Linked DNA regions of Homo sapiens: all the other regions are linked to region 3. Evidence: chromatin contacts called from ENCODE Hi-C or POLR2A ChIA-PET data. All regions are on one chromosome and are shown on one strand. The core of a region is the stretch at or near the end of the contact, and the rest is flanking DNA. Distances in the headings are between cores, read along the strand shown. Region 1 holds the start of ABHD12 (abhydrolase domain containing 12, lysophospholipase). Region 2 holds the start of ENTPD6 (ectonucleoside triphosphate diphosphohydrolase 6). Region 3 has its middle 39 kb from the start of GGTLC1.

The links. A loop is a pair of places that touch in the nucleus more often than their neighbours do. ChIA-PET counts read pairs that join two places held with the same protein, here RNA polymerase II (POLR2A). Pooled maps may share reads with other maps.
Region 1: a loop to region 3 is called in a map of CD8-positive, alpha-beta T cell, with 7 times the contacts of the local background. The contact joins the promoter of ABHD12 here to the enhancer-like site in region 3. A Hi-C loop is called at or near these places in 2 of 168 maps with a recorded cell type or tissue (CD8-positive, alpha-beta T cell and naive thymus-derived CD4-positive, alpha-beta T cell) and 5 of 50 pooled maps.
Region 2: a loop to region 3 is called in a map of CD4-positive, alpha-beta memory T cell, with 8 times the contacts of the local background. The contact joins the promoter of ENTPD6 here to the enhancer-like site in region 3. A Hi-C loop is called at or near these places in 1 of 168 maps with a recorded cell type or tissue (CD4-positive, alpha-beta memory T cell) and 6 of 50 pooled maps. POLR2A ChIA-PET finds 5 or more read pairs at or near these places in 2 of 52 experiments (CD4-positive, alpha-beta memory T cell and activated B cell).

The regions. Positions count from the first base shown.
Region 1 is chr20:25,389,218-25,392,274 of GRCh38, reverse strand. ABHD12 (abhydrolase domain containing 12, lysophospholipase) reads left to right here and starts at 1,440. Exons shown (of 13, transcript NM_001042472.3): 1 at 1,440-1,762. The coding sequence starts at 1,572. RefSeq lists silencers at 1,311-1,730, 1,771-1,820, 1,861-2,020, 2,191-2,350.
Region 2 is chr20:25,194,203-25,196,962 of GRCh38, reverse strand. It overlaps ENTPD6 (ectonucleoside triphosphate diphosphohydrolase 6), which reads right to left and starts at 1,251. Exons shown (of 15, transcript NM_001247.5): 1 at 1,096-1,251. It overlaps LOC101926889 (a long non-coding RNA gene), which reads left to right and starts at 71. Exons shown (of 6, transcript NR_109994.1): 1 at 71-340. RefSeq lists enhancers at 106-255, 636-705, 1,556-1,795 and a silencer at 996-1,415.
Region 3 is chr20:24,026,019-24,028,921 of GRCh38, reverse strand. No RefSeq gene overlaps it. Among named protein-coding and RNA genes, the nearest start is that of GGTLC1, 39 kb to the right of the region's middle. Within about 2 kb of position 1,486, at least 13 of the 41 ENCODE cell types and tissues checked have a DNase peak (open chromatin) inside an H3K27ac peak, as active enhancers do; they include CD8-positive, alpha-beta T cell, where a contact is called at or near this core.

The DNA.
Region 1 (3,057 bases), core at 191-2,690, 1.4 Mb before region 3:
ACGGAGTTTCACCATGCTGGCCAGGCTGATCTGGCCTCCATCTCCTGTGCTTAAATGATCCACCCACCTCCGCCTCCCAAAGTGCTGAGATTACAGGCATGAGCCACTGAGCTCGGCCCATAATGTTTTTAAAAAGTATATCTGGAGATATTGACACAATTATGAATGCAGGCTGTAACACTTAGTAATATGGTCAATAAATTATTTTGCAATTTCAAAGTATCATTACAAAACTAATTTAAAAAGCAGCCGGGCGCGGTGGCTCATGCCTGTAATCCCAGCACTTTGGGAGGCCGAGGCGGGCGGATCACGGGATCGAGAGATCGAGACCATCCTGGCTACACAGTGAAACCCTGTCTCTACTAAAAATACAAAAAAATTAGCCGGGCATGGTAGCCGGCGCCTGTAGTCCCAGCTACTTGGGAGGCTGAGGCAGGAGACTGGCGTGAACCTGGGAGGCGGAGTTTGCAGTGAGCCGAGATCGCGCCACTGCACTCCAGCCTGGGCGAGAGCGAGACTCCGTCTCAAAAAAAAAAAAAAAAAAAAAGAAAAAACTAATATAAAAAGCTGTTGAATTTCTAAACGCATTTCCAATTGACCTTTATCAATTGCCAATAGTTTTCAAAGTGACAAATGCTGAAATTTCTAACGTTACTTTGGAATAAGCAAATATCTCTCTTTGTTATAGATCATCTGTAAAACTAATGCCATATTGAAGAAAGCCAAAGTTATAAAACTAAATTTGTGAAACAGCCCTTTATTCTTTCCTTTTCTCTTTCTAGGATGGGTTGAATTAGTACTAAATTTGGGTTTCATAAGGGCGAATTTATCTTTGAAATGGATTTTCCTCCCATCAGGTAGTCTTAATTGCTTTATAAAAATCTAAAATCTAACACAGGTTTTTAAAAAGTAAATTTTTCAAGCAGTTCATTTCCTGATGTTCGGCCCAAAAGTAAACACTGAGTATATACATTTACTTCAAATTAAAAACTGACGACCGGAAAGCATACTTTTAAAGGTAATGTCCTTGTGGAAAAAGAATTAAGAATCACGAGAACGGAACTGCTATTTGCTACCTCTGGTTTTCCGTTCACAGAAGCACGAGGAGCCCAGCGCTGCGGCTCTGCCTCGCTGGGCCACCCCTTTCGGGCACGACCGGGAGCGGGTGCTCCTCACACCGAGCGCCCGGGCGAGCACAGCTGCAGCCTGCGGATGGAGCCCAGAGCCCTGCCCTGCAGATGACGCGCCGCTGCAGCTTCGCCCACCCTCCCACAAAATGGCTGCGGGTGGCGCCAGGGATGCTGGGCGCGCGCTCCTTGGAACTAGAGAGGAGGTGGCCGGGGCGGGGCCGGGGGAGGGGGGTAGGGCAGAGCCGGCGGGAGCCCGGCGCTGATTGGCCGGCCTGGCTGGCGGGCCCCCGCCGCTGGTTCGTAGCCGGCGCAGCGGCCTGGGCTGGGATGTGAGGAGCGGCGGGTTCCGGGCTCCGGGCTCTGGGTGGCGGCGGCTGTGAGCGGCGGCACTGCGGCGCAGGCCAGCGGGCGCCGTCGGCGGCTGGCCCTGTCGGCCGCGGGATGAGGAAGCGGACCGAGCCCGTCGCCTTGGAGCATGAGCGCTGCGCCGCCGCGGGCTCGTCCTCCTCCGGCTCGGCCGCCGCGGCGCTGGACGCCGACTGCCGCCTGAAGCAGAACCTACGCCTGACGGGCCCGGCGGCGGCTGAGCCGCGCTGCGCAGCCGACGCGGGAATGAAGCGGGCGCTGGGCAGGTGAGGCTTCGCGCGGAGCGGGGGGGGGGGGGGGGCCGGTCCCTCACTTTGCGCAGGTGCGTCCCGCAGGGGGCCGCGGTACCTCCCAGCCCCTCCCAGAGTGGCCGTCCGCCCGATCCGCGGCCGCCCCCGTCCGCGCCTGTGTCCCGCATTTGGCCCGCGGCAGCCCCACCCCCGCTCCCTTCCCCAGGCACCGCGGCGGGAGCGCCCTGCCCTGCCGCTGACCCCCTGTGTCCTGCTCCGGCCCTCTCGCCAGGCACTCCTGGCCTAGCCTTGCACCCCGACCCTTTCCCGGGGAAGCCGGGGGGACCCTTACGCTGGGGGCTTGGCGCCGCCCGAAGTCATGACCCCGCGTGGGAGAGCAGGGTAGGGGGTGGGGAGTCCTTGGAAGATCCCTGGACGCCAGGCACAGCAGAGGCGGGAGGCAGAGGGGCCGGCGCCAGACCCTGAGAGCGCTGGGGCCCACTCGGACCTCCTCCTCCTGCTCTGCATCAGGCCCCACACCGAGCGCCCGGGCGGGCGCCCCTCGGGCTGGGCTGCGTGCGCGGAGCCTTACTGGCGCCTTGGGCCCTCGGCGGCTCTCCCCGGTAACTAGGGTCGGGGGCGTGCGTCGCTCAGAACTCGGGGACCTTTGGGGAAGGGCTCAGTGGGCGGCGGGGTGCTAGGGGAAGGAGGGACTCGGAGCATCGCAGCCGTCGGAGGGAAACCTGCCCTTCGCTCTGCTGGTGATGGTTCGTGGTACTTGAAATCTGTCCGCACAAGTTCGCCTCCTTGGGAATCATCTCGCAGTCCTGAGTCGTTTGGTTATTGGCGTTCAATAACCTTTGGGTTATTGGGTAGAAGATGAATGCGTTTATATAAAGCCACTTTCAAAACTGAGATGGGAACGTGTTTCATAGGGACAGATTTCTCCTCCCATCTGCTGGTTTCCTAATTATCTGGCTGTTGTAGAACGTAGCATTCCTGACAGCTTTGAAGCCTTGCTACTTCGTGGTGGTTTGAAGAAGTTACTATATGATGATCTCAGGCGTTGTAGCAGAGGCACTTCTTTTTTGACCATCTGGAATGCCCTTAGTTGACGCTGGCCACTTGAGTGTAAAATATGCGTATCGCTCCTAAGGAAAAGTAGAATTTCAACTTCATTGCTTAAAAAAATCATGAAATTAAACTATAGACACTTCTAAGTCGATGGTTTGACAGAAGGGCGGAGACTGATAGTTTTGTGTCTTTATGTGTAAAATTATGTAGCATCTGATCAATATCTTTTGTGAAACTAATCTGTTCTCTTTGCTATG
Region 2 (2,760 bases), core at 2-2,501, 1.2 Mb before region 3:
GAGGGGAGGCGCTTCCAGATCTCCTGACACAAAGGGCTGCCCACCTCCCTGGTCCTTTACCCGAACCTTCAGGAGGCAGACGACACACACACTAGCCAGCCACTCTCTCCAAGGCAAGGGGAGGGGGACAAAAAGCAATTTTGAGATTTGTACAGTGCTTGCCAGGTCCTTCAAAAATGACTACCGGCCGCCCATGGCTCTTGCACAGCGGGTGGGAGGAAGAGTCCTTGTAATCCACCTCTCCCAAGGAACTCCTGCGCGAGGTTTCAGATTCCCCGCCTGCAGGCTATGGCTGACTTCCCCGTATCCTGTGTGACGTGGGATGTGTGGCTTCGCGCAGGTAAGGCTGGAATACAGGTGCCTGGAGGGACACCCAGAGCTGCCCAGGCACTTCCCGGCGGCTGCTTCCTTTGCACTTTGCACTTACAGGTGCACTTATAATAAAAACACCCTCCCTTCCACGCTCCCCTGGGCCCTCCCATCTCTCCTTCCTCTTCCACGCTCTCCTGGCTGTTGAATGTTTTCCACTGAAGGAGTCTAGTCTGTCCACCTAGGGGGCTCTCCCTCCCTCGGTCCAGGGCATTCGCGGCTCACAGGTCAGCTCGGGCAGAACCGCCCTGACCACCTATGAGCTCCTCGGGACACCACCCCAATGCCAGGGTGAATCGTCCTTACACCCTCAGTCCTGTCCGAGCGGCCTGATCCTACCTGTTTCCCAGAAACTGCTACGCGAAGCTTCCCCGCCGGGCTCATCCAGGGCGGAGGGGTCTGTCCCTGACGCAGACTGGGGGCGGGTCCGCAAAAGCGGGCTGAATGAATGAACGCAGCAGGGCTGGGGCCCCCTGGGGCTACAGGCCCCTGCTATTTGGCCCGCCCTGTGGCCCAAAACACTGGACTTGCCCCCCACCGGTCAGCGGAGCCCAGACATCCAGGGAGCCCTAATGGAGCCTGGACAGGAAGGCAGCAGGAGGTGGGACCCGGGGTGCGAGTGACCCCGAGGCCGTCCTCCGGAGCGCAGCGCGCCCGCGTGGGGGAGGCCCGCCTACAGTCGGTGATCCCCGGCCGCCCCCGCCAGCGCCCCGGCCCGCCGCTTACCATGCACCGCGCGCTCCGCCACACCCACGGAGACGAGTGCCCTTTTCCGGGGAGCAGGCGGCAGCCGGTCTTTTGGGCTCCCCCGCCCCGGCCGGCGCCACCCCGGCCTCCACCCGCGGGATACGACCCCACGATTCCCTAGGGCCTGGGCTCCGCCCCATGCACGTGGCGTCACAGGCTGGGCGGGGGGGCGCACCCAGCCGCGCATGCGCAGGCGGGAGAGGAGGTGGGGGTCGGGGGACCCAGTTGCGCAGGCGCGGGCGGAGTATGGGTGCTCAGCTGCGTAGGCGCGATGGCCTTCTTTTCTTTCTGCAGGTGGCCTTGCGGTTTTCTCCAGTCCACAGCCGGGCTGGCGTCGGCCCAGAGAGGGGGGCTCGGCAGTCTGGTTCCCCGAGCGTCTCATGGCGGGCCCTCGCCAGATTCAAGGGGTTCCCTTGGCCAGTTTCCTTACGGCGCGGCGGAGCTGGCCCTCGTCGTCCCTGGTAGGGGGCAGCCTCACAGCCTGGACCGGCCTGTGCAATTTCCCCCATCCCTCCACGTCTACATTTTATTTTTTTCTTTTTCTTTTTTTAGGACAATGCATGATGGAAATGCAGCCACATCATAGCAGGCAGGTTCATGAAATCTGCCCTCCTCCCACCGTTTCTTGACCCCATTTTCTTATTTTTTTTTTTAACAGGTTCTCACCCAGGCTGGAGTGCAGTGATGTGGTCTCAGCTCACTGCAACCTCTGCCTCCCGGGTTCAAGCGATTCTGTTGCCTCAGCTTCCTGAGTAGCTGGGATTACAGGTGTGCGCCACCACGCCTGGCTAATTTTTGTACCTTTAGTAGTGACGAGGTTTCGCCCTGTTGGTCAGGCTGGTCTCGAACTCCTGACCTAAGGTGATCCGCCTGCCTCGGCCTCCCAAAGTGCTGGGTCTATAGGCATAAGCCACCACACCCGGCCCTTGACCCCATTTTCTGTCTTCCTAGAAATCACCAAGGTTGCAACTCCTGACTGTCCTGGCTCACAGGCTCCAGCTTACTTAAGGACCCCACGGTGGGGGCTGCCCACTTGCACACCTATGCTAGGCGCCCTCATTCCCGCAAGGGCCAGAGCCCCTTCCCGGCCCATGGCGTCTGGCCAAGGAGGTGTGGGTGCGCCCCAGCCAGGCCTGGTCCTAGAGGACGGCCCCACCTGCGCACTGGGGCATCTGGGAGAGCTATTAGTGGAAGAAGCCCAGGTTCCTGAAGCACCAAGTGGGCAAGAGTTTATTTTCAGGATGGGACGCTTTTGAGGGTGAATAAGTGCTAGCTGTATGGGATGCGGGGACAGTACACAGGCCCGGCCTGGCAGCCGGGCAATGCGGTGCCTGTTGGAAGGTCGCCCACAAGCACCTGGTTGGACACTGCCACTGAGATTTGGTTATTACAGAGGTTAGCCTATGCGGGCCTTCACTGATGGACCTTGAAGTGTTTCCCAGTTGCTTTGGGTTAGGAATAATGTGACTGGATCCCGTGGATTGTCTTTGTGCATGCATGTGGGTATATCTGTCAGAAATATTCTTAGAGGTGGAATTGGCTATGGTGGGATATGTCCTTTAAAATAATATATTAGCCAAACGTGGCTAAATTGCCCCCCTTAGACACTGTACTAATTTACACTCTGGCAAATAATGTGTAAGA
Region 3 (2,903 bases), core at 237-2,736:
GCTCACGCCTGTGATCTTAGTACTTTGAGAGGCTGAGGCAGGTGGATCACCTGAGGTCAGGAGTTCAAGACGAGTATGGTCAACATGGTGAAAACCCGTCTCTACTAAAGATACAAAAAATTAGCCAGTCATGGTGGCGGGCGCCTATAATCCCAGCTACTCGGGAGGCTGAGGCAGGAGAATCACTTGAACCAGGGAGGCAGAAATTGCAGTGAGCTGAGGTCATGCCATTGCACCCCAGCCTGGGCAACAAGAATGGAACTCCATCTCAAAAAATAAAATATAAATAAATAAATAATAAAAATAAAATTTATTGTAATAATTAAAAATTTGATAGAAAGCATTAGCCAAGACAATAAGCCAATCCATCAACCTCAAGAAAGCCAGGCAAAATCTTTCGAATTTCTTTAATACACTTGTCATGATGATATTGGGGAAGCCTGGCTTGAAATCCAAGTGGCCTTCTCCAATTCTTAGCCCTGTCACTTTTTACCAGGGTTTGAGCTTTGATAGTTTGCTTAACATAACTGGGTCTTGATTTCATGGAGAAAATGCTACATGTTAGATAGAGGTTTCATGGGAATAAATTGAAATACTGCATGCATGACACCCAAGGGGCATCCGACACAGAGAAAATACCTGAAGCTTAGTCCTCTCCCCAACCCCTCTCCTCCCTGTACTTTGCTTTATGGTATTGAGTCCTGAGTTTATCTCTGTGAAACACTGTTGCAAATAGACTTCTAATTCCAGATGGTTGCCTAAACTCAAGAAATCCTATTCTTTTGTTCCAAAAAGTTATAATGCTTTAGATATATCAAAAAAGAAAAATAGCCCATAGCCCAGCTACGATGAGTAGGAACACTCAATATTGTAACGATAAGCTCCTCAAATGCAATCACAACCAAAACCCCAACAAGCTTTCCATTGTGTATGTGGTTGTAGGTTTCTAAAACTTAATGGATGAGTAAAGTAAGGTTGGAAAAGACAGTCCTGAAAAAGAAATAGAAAGTAGAGAGAGTTACTACACCAGATACTATTAAGCTGCAGTAATGAAGACTACAGAGGTATTTGTTCAGGACTGATGAGCTGATGATGGAGCAGAAGGAAGCCCAAAACAGGCTCACACAAATAGATGCACTGCAGGCCCCTGGGGGAGGAAAGGACTGCTTCGTAGGTGGAGGTAGACAATCAGTGATCTGTATAGAAAAGTGAAATAGAATACCATCACTGCAGACGCAAAAATGAAAGGAAGGAAAAGGTATGGTAGATTATCCTGTGCTAAGAAATAGCTGGAAAATCTTACTGATGTGGCACAGCAAAATGTATTTCTTGTTCATGCCACTTTTGCTTTGGCTCCCAGAACTCTCCAGGGCCACCTTCTCGGGGCTGCAGCCCATCACTCCAGGAGGTGCTGATCTTGTGGCAGCTCCACGTCAACACATGCTTCCCCAGATGTGGCAGCCATGGGCGTGAGCACAGGAAATCACGCGCTGACTCGTAAACACTTCCTGGAACTGACACATGTACCCTTTTACTTGTTTCACTGGCCAGAGTAATTTACAAGAGCTTCCTGTCTGAAAATCAACTACTGCTACACACAGCAACAAGGACTGATCATAGAAACACTTTGTTAAGGGAGGAAAAATAAGAAATAGGTCCCTGGAGAAACATACTTTAATAGTATTTCAATATATTTTTAAAATTTAAAATAAATATTACTTAAACATACATATATGAAGGTTAGACTTATGTATTCAAAAAAGAGAACGGCGAAACCAAAATTCAGAGAGATGCTGACCTCTGTGGCTGGAGTGAGGGGAGATGCACACAGGTGGAGATGAGCTATTGGAATTGTTCCAGTCCTCAAGGAAGCTCTGCTCAATGAGGCGGAGGAAAGGCGACAATTCCAAGGGGAACAGCCAAAGCCGACAAAAGTAACATATTTTGCAGGAAATTGAGATAATTCAAAAGAGATCATTTTCAAAGCTCCAAAACATCATCACAAGTATTTGAGAAACTATATCCTTAAGACAAGGACAGGCTGCGGGGAAAGAATCAAGGACAAGAAAATATTCTTGGTAGTTAAAATTAGTATTTCTGAAGTTCAAATAAAATTATTGGTAAGGCTGAAAGACAAAGCCCTCTAGGACTATAAATAAAAAAGTAAAGATGATGGAAAATGGGAGAAAATATTTGGAAATCCCAATTCAAAATATTCAAAAACCATAAACACTGAAGTATAAATACAGGGACCGATAAATGTCCCAAGAATTAAAGGAGGGCACTCATCACACATTTTCCAGAGTATGTGTGTTGCCTGGAATGGTGTGGCCTCTAAGTCTACAGACTCAGCTGCTCATTTCAACAATATTTTGTTTTACTACCACTTGGATACATTATTTCTGTTCTATTTCTTCTGTTCTCATCTTCGTGAAACCTGATCAGTGCATTTATGGGTCTGTCTCTGATATTTTATAATATCTACCTGAATTTCTATTTATCTTTTAACTTTTTTTTTCAGTTGATACATATTAGCTGTACGTATTTATCTGTTAACTGATTTTATGGAGTAATGATATTTGTGATTTATTGAGCATCTTAGAGAACTGTGTGTTTACATTCATTCTCCTTTGGTTAATTTCACTTCTGATGTATGTTTTTATTTGATTTTGCGTTCATTGTTTTTTTTGTTGTTGTTGTTTGCAATATGTATGCACAGATCATTTCAGCTTGTTTCTCGTTGCTGAACAGGGACAGAGGAAGCACGGTGGTATGGAGAGAGGGCGAGAGGGGTGGGCTAGGAGCTCACTCTACCTGGTCTTTTTCATTCGTGTGTGGGAAGACAAACATCAGTATACAAACACCTGCCTGGGAGTCAGCAGTGCCATTTCCACCAGCTTACC